Linked DNA regions of Mus musculus: regions 1 and 2 are each linked to region 3. The links are chromatin contacts, found by POLR2A ChIA-PET in ENCODE. All regions are on one chromosome and are shown on one strand. The core of a region is the stretch at or near the end of the contact, and the rest is flanking DNA. Distances in the headings are between cores, read along the strand shown.

Region 1 (3,330 bases), core at 485-2,984, 200 kb before region 3:
TAAGGTTGGAGAGCTTGTTTGGAGGGAGTTTGGCCTATGTGAGCAAGACACTGGTTCCTCAGACCCCTGGATGAAGACGCAGGCCTGCACAGGTTATGTGTTTGGAAATCATCTCGGTAGTTATGACAGGTGAACCCCAGCAAGTGATCCTTGTCTTGGAGAAATTTGGAAGACAGCAAAATAAAAGGACTTGAGCCAACCCTTGGAAACGCTTATGAAGAAGAAGAAGAAGAAGAAGAAGAAGAAGAAGAAGAAGAAGAAGAAGAAGAAGAAGAAGAAGAAGACCAAGTAGGACCAGAAGCAGCTGCCTGAGAAGTTAAGCCACATTATTTCATGCAATTTGAGACAGTGGGTCGGTTGCAAGAAGGGGGGGGGGTGTCGTAGTACAGGCCACCACGCATACTAGGAAGAAGGCTGAGAGGCCACTATACCTTTAGTTATCTATCTGGCCAGGTGGAGAGACAAGGAGTGAAGGGTCACAGCGATCCAGGAGTTGGCGCACCCGAGACACAGGAGACTGGGCAGCACCGCTAGGATTCTGGGGCGATCGCAACATTCGAGGTACCAGAGTAGCAAGGAGAAAAAGGTGTGCCTGCAACTTCTACAAACTCTGGTTGGTGCAAACGTACTTTAATTAGGATTCTGGTGGGAGGTGAGAAGGGTAGAGAGGCAGCCTTGTCCGCCTTTCCAATAGCGCTTTGGCTACAGATTTTTCAACCTGGGGGTCTAACTTCACAGGAGTCGAATATGACCATTGGAAAACACAGATACTTGCATTACATTTCATAACAGTAGCAAAATTACAGTTACGGAGTAGTAACGAAAATAATTTTATGGTTGAGGGTCACAAACCTGAGGAACTGTATTAAAGGGTCGCAGCATTAGGAAGGCTGAGAACCACTGGTCTAGAGATTAGGAGGGATAGAGGGAGAAGGGGTTTGCAGCCGAGTGAGCCATATCCACCCGGTTCCCGCCTCCCCTAGGAAGCTGCCCCGCGGCGCCGGACTAGGCAATTAGAGAACCTTCCCCATTCCCGCTGCACTCACCGCTGGGACTGTGCATAGTGGCACCGGCCGAGCAGATTAAGCTTGCAAAGGTGCAGGCTGTCGCAGGGTCTCTGGCAGTACTTGCGACGGCAGACGCGGGCTCGAGTAGTAGCCACCACCGACCGAGTGATCCCGGCCTGGTCTCCAGTCTCCAATAGCACAAAGCGATCGGGCCCTGCTGCCTTCAGCAGCTCGTAGAGTTGCGCTTCGGGGAGGCTGATCTCACCCAGCAGTTCCTCCAGGGTCATGCGGCCCCCGTGAGCGCACAGGATCTTGGTGATGAAACAGAATACCTCGGGATCCGTCATGGCGCGCTATGGCTGCCGCTGCTCCGGCCGCTGCGCGGGACTCGGCTTCACGGAGAATCGAAACTTACGCGCGGTCCCAGGGGCGGACGCGGGCGGTGCCGCTCGCAGAGCAGAGCGGTTTCGCTTTCCAACTCCGGCGGTGGTGTCGCGAGGCCCGACCTCGACGACGAGGTCCTGGGGTCAGATTTAAAGTCAGCCGCGCGGGAGAGCGAATGGGAAGCGAGCGACGTTAGGCGGGCAGGTCCGCCGCGGCGCGGTACCCTCGGTTCCAGGCTAGACGTGAGGTCCCCCGAGCTCGGGACTGCAAGGCTGCTACCAGGAAGAGAGGAAGTAAGGACGTTCGTGAGGCTCGGGTGGAGTTTTGATGAGCCTGAGGAGAGTGACGCATCCTGGGGGGCCCACTAGAGGCGTCCTCAAATCAGCCCCACCCAGCCCCGGAAAGAGCAGACCTGGTGAGCGCTTCCTGTAAGCGGGACTCTCCGCCGAGTGTCGTCAATGCTCGCCACCACCTTAGGACATGGATATTATCCGAACTCCGCACTTGGGGAAATAACTTGAAGGAACAGGTGGAGCTCGGATGACCGAGGTTCTCGAGAGTTTGTTTCCGGGCCTGATTCCGCGGCACCAGATCTAGGATTACGCACTTTCTACCCAGTGCCGAGCCCCTCTTAGAGGGCGGTGATTGTTACTCTCCCTGGTTTCTTACGTAGCCTTCTCCAGAGCTATTTGAAGACCCACTCTTTGATCCTTTCTGGCCTTGCTAACTTAAAATCTCCAATTTTGGTGCCTCAAACCAACTGCTTAGAATGTCTTCAGATTTCCCCCACCCCTCCCCCCTTGGCATGAAGATGATTTTTAAGGTAAACCCTTACCTTACCGTAGAGTTACTGTAGAGACAGAAGGAAATAATAACTAGATTTCCCTTTGAGGAAAGCAAAGGCTGATGAAATTAAAGAGCCATCCGTGTCCCCAGGGAGCTTTCCGGAAGATTCTGCTGCTCCAAACATTAGCATTAAAAAAAAACTCCGATTGTCCTTCCAGACTCCGTAGTGAAACACACTCACCACACACAAACCTTATACGCTCTTCGGCCTCCTCCCCTTGTTAAATTGTGACTTTAAAACTTCTTTTGCACAATTGTGTTTAGTTTGTCTCATCTGTATTCTCAGCTAATTTGCAGGCCAGTAAACACTAGACCCAAATTAGAAAAAGAAAGGGGCTTTCCTTTCAGCACTCAGAAATGAAATGAATGGAGCGCTCACCGATCAGATGGGAACCCTTTCTTTAAAATCTGCAGGCACGGTGCAGGAGAAGTGTGCACTGCGATGCTTTCAAACTTCACAAGAGGGAGGTGCGAGTGACCCCACCCACTCAGACAAACACACGCTAAAATAATATTAAAAGCTTGGCGTGGTGAAGGCATGCCGGTAATATCAGCACTTGTGAGACTGGGGCAAAGGGATTATTGGCCAGGAAGATAATTGAGCAGGTAAAGGCACCAGTTGCTAAAACACAGGACACTAATTTGACCCCCAGAATTTCCCCACATGCTGGGAGAGTTTACTCTAGCAAGTTGCCCTCTGACCTCCACAACACTCTTTCTCTTCCTTCCTCCCTCCCTCCTCCTCCCCCCTCTCTCTCTGATAAATGTAATTTAAAATTTAAAAACAAATTCATAAGAAATAAAGTCTTTCAAATTCTTCAGAAACCCGAATGAGAATCCCTCTGGTGTGGTACGCACAGCCGCTCTCTCTGACTCACTGGAACGGTGGTCTGTAAAGCAGCCAAGCCCGGGCCTCATCTGGCTGCTTGTTGACTCTGACTCTTGCTTCTGTCTTGTCTTTTAATCCACTTGGCCTTATTTTCAGTCTGGCAGGTTTCCAGAGCCCCATTCTTATCAAATCAAGTAAGATCAATGTGTTTACTATCTTCGGTATGGTCCTTACAGTAGTGACTCTGAAGACACAGAAATCAAA
Region 2 (3,155 bases), core at 543-3,042, 170 kb before region 3:
GTGGATATATTTGCCTCTGCATACCAATTTGTGTATATACAAGCGTGTATATATAAAGACAAAAGTCATTCACTCACCAACAGATTGCAAATGTGAGAAGAGATGCAAAGGCTGGAGAAGTCTATGCAACGCTTTTCATACATTTATAGTATATATAAGTACAAGTTGTTAAGATTTTAGGCCTTTAGTGGATCTGCTCTGAAAGTTTGACTGCATGCATGCCCTCTAAGGTCTCTTCTAGCTCCAACATTCCACAATTCCATCATTTGAAAATATTTTTTGCAGCCGGGCATGGTGGCGCACGCCTTTAATCCCAGCACTCGGGAGGCAGAGGCAGACAGATTTCTGAGTTCGAGGCCAGCCTGGTCTACAAAGTGAGTTCCAAGATAGCCAGGGCTATACAGAGAAACCCTGTCTCGAAAAACAAAGCAAAAAAAAAAAAATATATATATATATATGTGTGTGTGTGTATGTGTGTATATATATATATGTATGTGTATATATATATGTATATATTGCAACTAAATTAACGCTGCTCTGGAGTAAATACTCCATTCTTGCTTTAATTGTACACACATTTTTATAGTTTCTAATTGTGTATAGGTGTGTTGAAGAACCAGCCTGCTTCCATCCTAGACTTTAAAAGCCCATTTATAGCTGGGTGTGGTGGCACATGCCTTTAACATGAGCACTTGGGAGGCAGAGTCAGGCAGATCTCTGTGGGTTCCAGCCAGCCTGATCTACAAAGAGAGTTCCAGGATAGCCAGAGCTGTTACACAGGGAAATCCTATCTTGAAAAATAAAACAAAAAGCAAAGCAAAGCAAAAACAAAACAAACAGAAGTCACCTTATAGTAAAAACAAACTAGGTTCATTCCTGCTTATGATTAAATTTTTGTTTCTCAGATTGAGCTATGCCTCGCCTATAGCCTTAACTACAAATGGTTCTGTACTGACCGTTCCAAGAATGCCAAATCATGACATTGTTTCTAAAAGTTGTTTAGAACCATCTTGCAACTCTACCTTTGTTTCAAAAGGTTTTATAACTACCTTGTTATGGCTATCTGTTGTTATGCCCACCTTGCAACCATGACTGTTTCAGGAGGTAGTTAGGACTAACTTGTTATTGTTATATTCTGCTCTTATAACACCTCTCCCTCCTATTTTCCCCATTTCACCCCCGCAACCCCCATGATCTATAAAAACCTTGTCTTCCTCACATCCAATGCTGATCTCTCCAAACTGGCCTTAGAGAGAAGCAGTCCGTGTACACGAATAAAAAAGCTTGCTTTAATTAATTTGGTCATGATGATTTGGGGTGGTGGTCTTTCTCCTCCCATCTTTGGGATTAACATTGTCTCGAGGAAATATTTTGGTATCACTTCTGCCTCCAAACTATCCTTTGCTTCAGCAGGTACCAGCAGAAACGAGCAGAAAACAGAGACAATGTACGAGACAAGCGGAGCTGTTGTCGTCCTCACCCCAGGCAAAACGGAAGTGGTCCTTGAAAATTACCTTCCCAAGAAACTTGCTTTTGAAATATACTTCCTAGTTGTAATAGTACTTCTAAATCGCCTTTTCTTAAACTGCTTTCCTAAGTAGAGACACAGCCCCATTTTCATCCTCAGCACAAACAACAAGGATTAACTCCCTTGAGAGAAGCACCTACTCTTCCAGCTGCGGAAACACACGGAACCAAGAAGCTTAGGACATTGGTTTTGGGACGAGCCCTTTCTCAGAAGGACCAGCCTCCCGGCGGCGTTGCCGTGGAAACGGAGCTCGCTGTGTGGATGTGGCAACTCGCCGAAGCACAGCCTTTGCAGACTATCTGCAGCGGGGGCTCACAGGACCGACGCCAAGATGGTTAGTGGCTCTGAATAGTAAGGGTGGGGGATTTTGAATAGGTTTGTACCTGGGTTTAGAGTTCTCAACGCACTGTTGGATAGAATCTAGGTGCGTCTCTAGAGGGCGATCCCTTTATCCCTCCAGTGTTTCCACCGGGAATAGGGAGGGATGCGAAGAAATCTATGTACCTCGATGCTCTCTTCCCTCCTGCTTCTTCATTTCCCGATACTAGACTGTGAACTGGAAAAAAGAATCTTGGAAGACCTAGGTAGTAGAAGCTGCGTGAGTGTTTGTTTGTCTCTTATGGATAAAGTTGTTGGAAGTAGCTATTCGGTTCCCCTTCAGTAGTAGGTAATGGTCCTTTTACTAAAATGCACAATAAAAAAAGAATCTGAATAGACTTCCTAGGGTCTGATGGTAAGGGTAGATCTGACTGAGAGCTGTTACCCTCAGTTTAAAAATGACTTTTGATAGAACAGTCTTTGCTATTTGTTTTACAGATGCTTTCAAGGGCCAAACCCGCTGTGGGCGGGGAGTCACCGCACACTGACAAAAGAAAGAAGAAAGGGAGGAAGATTCCAAAACTAGAGGATCTACTTTCGCAGAGAGATTTCACTGGCGCCATTACCCTATTGGAGGTAATGTCCAAAGAAGGTTTACTTCTCAGTCTGGTGGATGGTGGGTTGAATGCTGGTTACTATGCTATTGGGACGGGTGGGTACATTATGGGTAATCCAAACAAACATAGCCAGATGCATATTCCAGATTCCAAGTTAACTATAAACCTGATGAAATACAAAACATTTTGGACTGGAGAGATGGCTCGACATTTAAAAGTATCGGCTGCTTTTCCAGAGGACCTTAATTCCCAGTACTCACGTGCCTGCTCACAGCCATTAGTAACTAAATGTTAGGAGATTCAAGGCCTTCTGGCTTCCTTCAACAAAACATATGGTATGTAGACATACATGAAGACAAAACACTTGTACACATAAAATTATTAATTTTTAGTTCCACAAATGGTGAATACAGTATTACATTTAACAGTGTCAATTCACACATTATTTACCATAAATCCTGAGTGATTTGTAACTTCTTCCTATTTACATTTTGGTTAAAAAAAATAAGTGATTTTTACTATTTACAATTTAAAACTATTGTAAACCCATAAAACATTTCAACTCTGTATGTCAGGGTCATTTTTTTAAACCAATGCTAGGTGCAAATCTCACTTTTTTAAAGATTTATTTATTTATTTATTTATTTAATGAAAGTACACTGTAGCTGTCTTCAGACACTCCAGAAGAGGGC
Region 3 (3,428 bases), core at 461-2,960:
TTTTGAACCAGACATTGTGGCACATGCCTAAATCTAGAGTAGCTGAGGTAGGATGACAAGTTTCCGGGCAGTTAGAGCTACACAGTTTAAGGAATAAATCATTTGGTCCTTTGTTAGTGTGAGCTGCAATTAGCTAAAGCTGGTTATGGAATCACGGATAAATAGGAGACACTAGGCCCTATGATCCCTACTTGGCAGCTGGCTGCTTGTTTAGGCCCTTGCTATTGATCCTAGGGTTGAAATGTAGCAGGCAGTCGTCTATACAGCTGGGCTCACAAATGGAAGAGGAGCAGGTGCCCACCTTGGGCTTCAAGCACTTCACTGGGTAATATTTGTGTCTTGAACCAGAAGGCTGAGGAATTTGGAGAGAGGGTAATGTTAAAAATTGGGAAGAAGCTGGGTGTGGTGGCGCACGCCTTTAATCCCAGCACTTGGGAGGCAGAGGCAGGTGGATTTCTGAGTTCGAGGCCAGCCTGGTCTACAGAGTGAGTTCCAGGCTACACAGAGAAACCCTGTCTCGAAAAAACCAAAAGTTGGGAAGAAAAAGTGGAGAGAGACGACATGTAATTAAAAAAACAAACAAAAACCCAAACAACAACTAAACAGTTTTATGCTAAGTTGGCAGCTCAGTTTGTCTTTTGTGTCAGGGTGATGCCTAACTTCTGCAGAGGTGAAAAATGTCTCCATTCCTAACCTATGCTGAGTCTCCGGTATTCTCACTTTTTAAGGCTATTTTTCTCATAACATTGACACCCTGTCTCAAAAACAGTACTCTGAATAATTGTGTTTTTTTTTTTTTTTGGCAAGTTGCTGACTAGATAACGTAATTTGCATCGGCTCAGTGCCTAGTTAAACCTTGGAATTGTGATGATTCTTTCATATGATTTTAATATGAAGCTGGCGCTAGTTTGAAGTTTTAGTTCCTCAATGCATGGGCAATTATAATGAAACGGCAAAAAATATCCATAATTTCCCAGTTATTATCTAAAGTTGCGACGTTTCAGCTTAAAAGACTCGCCAGTTTTTTTTTCCTTTTCGAAAACCGGTAAGCAGCCGTGGCCTAAGTATTTCCCGTTGGCTCACTCTGGCCTCAGCCCCACCAGCCTTGAGATTAAGAAATCAACTACGGTTGGAAGGTCGCAGTCAGCAGGGCGTGGGAGTGCAGGGCGACAGTCAGCCAAGAACCCCACGGAAACGCTGCTCTGCATTATGGCCTGTCCCAAGCTCTCACTTTGCCCAGCTCCGAATTCAGACTAGCAGCTTCCAGCTGTCCTAAACGTAGCAGAAGGGGTCGGGAGGCCTGATTTCCACTGTGTTGATTTCGCGGTTTGTTTGCTTTTTCTTTTTCCTGAACCTGACATGTCCCGAACTCGGGCACTGATGAGGGGCAGTGGCCTGAGGATAAGGTTAGGTGTCCTCCGCTCGGGCTCGGGGCTCCCACGGGCTTGCGATTCCGCCAGCATCCGTCGGGAAAGCACTAACCCTGAGAACTTCTGTCGCACTACTTACTGCGACTCGCTCTAAGCTCGGCACTGGCTAATTTGCGGCTGGACGCCAGGGCGGCAAACAGCAAAGGCCTAAGTGACCTGCTGCTTAGACGCCCGGGGCCGAAGAGGCTTCGGAGTAGGCTAAAAAAAAAAAAAAAAAAAAAAAAAAAAAGAGCATCATTCTCGCGAGACTCAGCCTCCGAGAGGGGCGGGGTGAGCAGACGTGAACGCGCTCGGGAGCCGTTAGGGTGGGACCCTTCGTAGGAGGGGCAGGGCGGAGCGCAGCGACGTGGATGGCGATTGGCCGAACCCCCACGGGAAACGACTAGGCGCGAGCTGCGTGCGCGCTCCCGTCGCGGCGGCTGCGAGCCGCGTCAGAGCTCGCTTGCTGGGGGGGGGGGTTGACGGCTTCTGGCGGGTGTTGGTGTCGGGAGGAGGCGAGAGTCGGCTTAGCCTGTGTCGCGTCTGTCTCAGGAACCGGACGGAGAGTGAGGGCACCAGGGCTCACTCTCTAGGGGGGCTGCCATTTTCCGCGTTCACGCCGTCGTGAGGAGCGCAGCCCGGACTCTCCACGACCCCTCCGACTCCCTACTCGCGGGCCTCGAGGCCGCGGCGGCCACCGAGACAGCGCCGCACCTCCCCCACCCCTTCCCCTCGTCCCCCGCCCGCCAGGGCCCGGCCGGTGCCCCACCCCCGCCTGCCTGCCCGCCCGACCGCCCGCCCGCTACGCCGCCGCCATGTCGGCGCAGGCCCAGATGCGCGCTATGCTGGACCAGTTAATGGGCACCTCTCGGGACGGTAAGTCGCTGCCAGAGCCCTGGGGGTGGGGGAGGGGCCGTGCCTGGGGAGGGGGAGGCCTCCGAGGGAGCACTTGGGCGCGCGCGTGCGGCCGAGTAAGGGGTTCCCAGATTGGTAGCGCGAGGTCCCCCCCGTCTCTCTTCCAGTCCAATCAGGGCTTGGCAGGCGGTCTTGGGGGCGGTGACCGTGCGGATTGGCGGGAACTGCTGCCAATGCGGCGAGGCGGGGCCTGGGAGCAGAAAGGGGAGTTTGTGCCTTTTGCTGTTGACTTGGCGGGGTTGGGAGAGCCCAAGTCTGTCTTGGAGTAGTGGGGCGGTCAGTTTGACTATTGATCAGGGACCGGCGGGGCGCTCAGGTCTCCACCCCCAGCTCCAGCTCCTTTCCTCTGGGCTTTCGGATCACCCCTCGCCGCCGTCCTCTAGAGTGTGGAGAGAAACATCCCCTCCCTCCCTGGTCTTAACGAAACCACTACTAACCCCCAGTTCCAGGGACGCTTCGTCGAGCCCTTACAGAATCAACTTTTTTTTTTCGTGTGTGTGGAAAATCTGACCCAAACCATGGTTTCTTAAAGTGGGTGTGTTTGGCCCCATTTTGTAGAAGTGTTTAGGCCTATTTTTTTTTCCCACCGAGAGACCTCCATTTTGTTAGACCACGTATTAGAGACTTCAGTAAATATTGGCAAATTTTACCTGTGCTGAAAACAGAATCATTTTGGATATTTGATGCCCACTGAATTAGAATTGAAGGAAAGGGCTTTTAAAAATACAGTTAGATTAGAATCCTTAGAAAGAGTTATTTACGTGTTTGTTTCTAAAAATGATGAAATGTTGCTTTTGGGGGATAATTAACAATGTACTTTCAAATTAAAGTTCAGCACTTTCTTAAAAAAAAAAAAAAACAAGTCCAAATCCTGACTTGTAAAAACTCGTTTAGGCAAGTTTTTTAGCGATTTAAATGCTTTTTTTTTTTTTTTTTTTTTTTTTTTGGACAAGTTTGGCTTACAAGAAAAGACGTACATAAATTTAGCTTAATTGTAAATCCTGTTGAATTTTCTTGAGTTCTTTGCGGAAAATATGGGAGAAGATAGAACCTATTTCAAATCTTTTTTAGCAATACTTAATACAGCTTTCAGTGTAAGGTTAA

What was found. ChIA-PET counts read pairs that join two places held with the same protein, here RNA polymerase II (POLR2A).
Region 1: POLR2A ChIA-PET joins it to region 3 with 15 read pairs in embryonic stem cell. The contact joins the promoter of Zc3hav1 here to the promoter of Luc7l2 in region 3. POLR2A ChIA-PET finds 5 or more read pairs at or near these places in 4 of 5 experiments (Patski and embryonic stem cell).
Region 2: POLR2A ChIA-PET joins it to region 3 with 19 read pairs in Patski. The contact joins the promoter of Ttc26 here to the promoter of Luc7l2 in region 3. POLR2A ChIA-PET finds 5 or more read pairs at or near these places in 4 of 5 experiments (Patski and embryonic stem cell).

Annotation. Positions count from the first base shown.
Region 1 is chr6:38,352,869-38,356,198 of GRCm38, forward strand. Zc3hav1 (zinc finger CCCH type, antiviral 1) reads right to left here and starts at 1,735. Exons shown (of 13, transcript NM_001347122.1): 1 at 1,047-1,735. The coding sequence starts at 1,354.
Region 2 is chr6:38,379,732-38,382,886 of GRCm38, forward strand. Ttc26 (tetratricopeptide repeat domain 26) reads left to right here and starts at 1,793. Exons shown (of 18, transcript NM_153600.2): 1 at 1,793-1,862; 2 at 2,345-2,482. The coding sequence starts at 1,860.
Region 3 is chr6:38,549,624-38,553,051 of GRCm38, forward strand. Luc7l2 (LUC7-like 2 (S. cerevisiae)) reads left to right here and starts at 1,711. Exons shown (of 10, transcript NM_138680.3): 1 at 1,711-2,285. The coding sequence starts at 2,225.